Regions from separate parts of the Homo sapiens genome. Here region 1 is linked to region 2. Evidence: read pairs that join two places in POLR2A ChIA-PET (ENCODE). Cell type or tissue: CD4-positive, alpha-beta T cell. All regions are shown on one strand.

Region 1 (2,500 bases), 150 kb after region 2:
GGTTCTTTCAATTTCTGAGATTTTGGAGATTTGAAGTCAGCCAGTGAATCCCTTCCCGAGCACCCACCCCTTTACCCCCACCCACCCCCACCCCTTTACCCCCACCCACCCCCACCCCTTTTCTCTTACCAGAGGCAGAGTCTCCCATCCTTTGTTTCCTACCTCGACCTTATTCTTCACTGCAGGCTGGGCAGGCATTAGAGTTGGGTTCCTTTCTATTTTTAAACTACATTTAAGGGCTAAAGGAAAATCCATACTGGACCCTTTGTTGAGGTCATCACATTTATGTCCTGCCTGCCAGCCAGGTGACAGTCTCCTTAGAGGTAGAGTGTGGGGTGTGTGTATATGTGTGTGTAAGTGTCTATGTGTGAAATTTTTCCTCAGGAAGGGATGATGGTTGATCATTATCCCTCCTTATTAGGAAGAGTAAATAATAATAACAGGCTAGGGCAAAGTATGCAGCATGCATACCTGGGCTGAAGTGGTGAGCAGCCATTCGTCCAACCAGCTTTGGTTCTAATGGGTAAGAGAGGAGAGGAATGGACAAGATATCCTCTTCGAGGCTTTTCTAGTCTAAGAAATCTTTACTTTTCATTAGGAGAGTTGAGGTTAGCACTTACTTGGCTAGAGTGGCAGGGTCTGGAGTGAGGGTACAAGACGAGGCAGGGAAGTTGGCCTGGGTTGGAGGTTATTAGTGTTTCAGGCTGTGTGCTGCCATCTGCCCCCACTCTCAGCCCCATCCTGCAACGCAAGCATGTCCACAGAACATGCCAAATGACCTGTCCTCATCTCCTGGGTGGCATTCAGGGTCTCTGACACTGGGTCTAGTCCTTTCTCTCTAAAAACACTCATCAGCTTGTGGTCATTGTGGGGAGGGTGGTGGTGGGACACAGAAAGAGATGGATACAGAGAGAGTGGGTTTCTTCCCTCCCAAGATCTGCAGCAGCCCTGCTTCACGGCTACCAGGTGTTCACTAGAGAACAGCCTTAAGATATTTGACTTCCACTCCTCTTGTTGAGATCGAAGCCCACTTCCACTTGTCCCAGTACTCAGTGGAACTGAGAAACAGCAGGTTCCCAAACTTCATTTATTTCTGATTCTTCAAGGCTTTGGCATAATGACAAGGTATTTTCATTTCTTCCTGCTTTTGACGGGTTGGGGTAAAGGGAAAACTTCCTGTTATAAAATCCTAGCTCTTGGCCTGTGTCTTCTCTTTTCCCTTTCTGCTGACATACTCAACCCCATTAGTTCCTTTTCCTCTTTACCACATCACCCGCAGCCATAGACCTACATCTAAGAGATTGCAGATCCCTGAACTCTTTTCCCCAATGCGTTGGGCTTCACCCGCCAGCTCTTCTCCTTAGCCCCGCCCAACTCCTCAGCTGGCCAATCACGGCCCCAGCGTACATGTATTGGTGGCGACATCTCCCAGCCAATCAGGAGGCGGGCTGGGACTGTGTGCGCACGTCCACTTGGAGCTGCAGAGGCTGGGTTCTTCCCTCCCCAACCTTGGCGAAAGCAAAGTCTGAAGGCGGGAGAGGGGTTCCTGGTCCTCAGACCCCTTCTGGGTGCCTCTTTTGGCCCCTCCTGGGCCATCTCATCGCTTCTCCTTACCTCTGAGCCGATTGACCTCTCTCTGGTTAATTCATGGTTATTCCCCAATTTCCATTTTACAAATGAGAAAACTGGGGCTGGGGGTGTTAATTTGCCCAATCCCTTGGTTTCTATGAGCGAGTTCTCTTGACTTTCCTTCTCTGCTTGCGGGTGGAGGGCCCTTCCCTCCCTGTTGAGCCCGGTCTCTGGATAAGGATCCCCTGACACCTAGCTTCAGGAAGCCCCTCCCTACAGTTTTTTATCCTCTGTGGGAAGTTCATCCCCCTGTCTTGCTTCCATTCTGTGAGGTGGGTTAAAGCTCGTTTTGAAGAATGGCCCCAGAAAAAGACCCTGAAAGGGAGCTGAATCTGCTTAGCTCCTTTTGGGGGTTCTTGCAGGGCCCCTTCCCCTCCCGCTACAGACCTCCTCTCTGTGACAGATTCAGGATGGTTCCCTGTCCCTGCACTCTTAAGCCTCTTGCTAACCCCCTTTTTCCCAAAAGAGGAGCCCCACCTCCTCAGAGCAAGGGGCTGGCCTGTGCTATTTCTGTCCTTTCTGGGCTTCTTCTGAGAACAGATTCTTGTTTTCCGTCTGATTCAGATGTGAAACTTTTCCCGCAGCCTCCCCTCTCACCCAGTTCCGGTAGGCTGGGTCTCTGCCTCCCCACTCTCTTCTTCCTGCAGCCAGGCCCCTCCCCAAAGTTCTCTCTGGTCAGTTGCTCAGTTCTACTGGGACCTGGAGGAGGAAGGCAGGGGCCAAAGAGGAAGTTGTCCCCTCTTGGGGGCCCTGGGGCTCCTGGGGTCAGGATTTTGATACTCTGAAGCAGGAAACTTTGATTCCCATGGCAAACCCTGTTCCTGTTCAGAGGAGCCACCTCCAGGGCCCCATTCTCAGGTAGGTGCCAGGG
Region 2 (2,500 bases):
CTCAGGGTCTCTCATCTAGCCTATATACTCTCCTCCCAAGCCAAATCCCCTCCCTGGGCCAAGACCCAGGCATCCGGCTGCCCAGCCACCCAGCCTTGGGGCGTGTAGGAGGAAAATGTGAGTCTTGGAAATCAGGCAGCAGGAGTGGAGAGAGGAGCTGGAGGACAGTGAAAACAGATTGTTCCACTGGGCCTGGGCCTGCCCTCACCCCGGCCCTGGTGTGGGCCTCCCCTTCCTGGCTGGGTCTGTGTTTCAGCCCTTGAACCCCTTTCCCATAGACCACCCCCAGCTGACTGAATTCAGAGTCTGCTCTACCGGGGTCCCAGTTCTGGACACAGTGCTTCTGTTCCCCCTGATATGAGGGGAAGTTTGCCCTGTGTAATGGGGTGGTCATAGCTAAGGGCCTGGGCAGTCCTCCTGCCGTCAGCTCTGCCTCATTCATCCCTAGGTCTCTTGCCTCCAAGACCTCCACACCGCTCTTGGCTCTCTTGGTTTCCCCTAAGGGTCTCCTGCCAGGACTTGTATCTGGCAGCCTGGGCAACTCGACCCAGCCTCTGGACCAGTGCTCCTGCCAGCCTTGGCCTCTGCTCTGCTCTGTGTCTGCCTCTGGCACTGCTTCTCAATCCCTCTGTCCCTCTGCCCCTATGACTGCTTGCTCTCTTGGTTTTGGTTTTTGAATCCTATCTCTCTATCTCAGATTTTACATTTCTCCATCTCTATTGGTTTCTGTTCACTTTCAGCTTTCAACCCGTCCAATACCTACCCTTTCCCTGATATTTGAATACCTTCCTCAGCTTTCTCACTAGGCAAGAAGGCCCAAAGTGAAGGATTATGGTAGAGGTCACAAGAGCTGGGGGTATTTTCCAAGAAGACCAGGTATACTGAGGCGGGGAGGAGTGGCCCAGGAGGTATAGGGGATGGAAGCAGCAGAGAGGACAGGTCCGAGGGGACGGAAGAGGAGAGTGAGGAGGGGTCTGTGAGGGCCAGTGGTGAGAATGGAGGGGAGAGAAGGCAGGGTCCAGAGGAATAGGAGATGGGTAGGCTGAAGAGGGAGAGCTCCTGAAGTTAGGAGGGGTGGGGAGGGGAGGTGCCAGTCTCCGTTACTCTGGGGACAGGAAATGTTTACTGCCTGTGGCTTCCTGTCTGTTTCCAACCTCTCACTTCTCCGTTTGTCTCCCACACCCCCACCTCCGTGCCAGGCCCCACCCTTCTCACTTAGGCATGACATCCACTTGTGGGGTCTGGCTGCACCGCCCTAGGGCTGGGTGATGTGAGAGAAGGAGACCCCTCTCTCAGCAGGGGCAGCCCCCAGAGAACTTGGTTGCTGCCTTCAGGCTCTAGAAAGCAGAAAGGGCCACCAACCTGAACTAGACCAGAACAGCAGAGGTACAGGAAGCAGTGAAAGGAGCACTGGACCAGGAGCCAAGAGTTCTGGTTCAGGCACTAACTGTGGACTTGGGCAATACCCTCTCCCTCTTCCTCTGGGTGAAGAAGAGGTTCTCTCAAAGTTTCCTGGAGCACAGGGCTAAGGCCAAGGGACCCTATTCCTGCTGCCAATTTCTCCAACACCCACTGCTCTTGGAGAGGAGCTGAGCCTGACACTCCTGGGGTGGCCTGAGGAAGTAGCCTGGAGTTTAGCAGGGTTGCAAGACAGAGAGTTTACAAAGCTTGTAAAGCCCACAAGCCAGGGGCATATCCATTCCGGCTGTGCGATGGTTCAGGATACCTGGCATGCAGGCAAGGGACACAGACCTAGGCCTCCTTTCCTCCCGGCACACTACCCATGGCTTATTCCTGGACAGGCAGTGGCCCTTCCATCCCAGCAACCTAAAGTCAATCCAATAAATAGTGCCTCCCCTGCCAACACGCCAAGTGAGGTGACTGGTGCCATGGATGGCATGCAAGCTAGTTTGTCCTTATTTTCCCACATCTTTTTCCTGCTTCCTAAATCCTGCAGCAGTTGGGCACTTTTAGGGGTCTAAGAAGGTAACAATGGAGGGTCCGTGTGCTATTTTCAATATTTCAGAAAGCCTAACGGAAATCATGCATTTACCAGATAAGGTGGCCTAGGCTAATTAAAACCTCAAGTGTATTTGCTTTTGGCTGGAATTATATCAACTTATGTGGGAACCTGGTTATCTCATGCTGGTCAGAAACTCTGATTGGCAGCTATAGATGTTTTTGGTTAATAAAAAATGAGAAAAGCGCCAGGTGCGGTGGCTCACGCCTGTAATCCCAGCACTTTGGGAGGCCGAGACGGGCAGATCACGAGGTCAGGAGATCGAGACCATCCTGGCTAACATGGTGAAACTCCGTCTCTACTAAAAATACAAAAAAATTATCCGGGCGTGGTGGCGGGCGCTTGTAGTCCCACCTACTAGGGAGGCTGAGGCAGGAGAATGGCATGAACCTGGGAGGCGGAGCTTGCAGGGAGCCGAGATCACGCCACTACACTCCAGTCCAGAGACAGAGCGAGACTCCTTCTCAACAACAACAACAA

The links. Peaks named below come from ENCODE experiments on the same cell type or tissue, not always from the same donor. Only the 100,000 strongest peaks of a DNase experiment are listed, where the experiment ranks them.
Region 1: POLR2A ChIA-PET joins it to region 2 with 5 read pairs; 1 of 35 experiments calls an interaction of 5 or more read pairs at or near these places.

Annotation. Positions count from the first base shown.
Region 1 is chr12:54,559,151-54,561,650 of GRCh38, forward strand. The region is part of intron 2 of PDE1B (phosphodiesterase 1B); the gene reads left to right. Among named protein-coding and RNA genes, the nearest start is that of PDE1B, 11 kb to the left of the region's middle. In CD4-positive, alpha-beta T cell, no CTCF peak of the experiment used is centred here; a DNase peak (open chromatin) is centred at 1,411; H3K4me3 peaks cover 1,470 bases; H3K27ac peaks cover 883 bases.
Region 2 is chr12:54,412,360-54,414,859 of GRCh38, forward strand. The region is part of intron 1 of ITGA5 (integrin subunit alpha 5); the gene reads right to left. All of the region lies in intron 2 of GPR84-AS1 (GPR84, ZNF385A, ITGA5 and GTSF1 antisense RNA 1), which reads left to right. Among named protein-coding and RNA genes, the nearest start is that of ITGA5, 5.7 kb to the right of the region's middle. RefSeq lists an enhancer at 1-656. In CD4-positive, alpha-beta T cell, no CTCF peak of the experiment used is centred here; DNase peaks (open chromatin) are centred at 702 and 1,142; H3K4me3 peaks cover 1,962 bases; H3K27ac peaks cover 2,500 bases.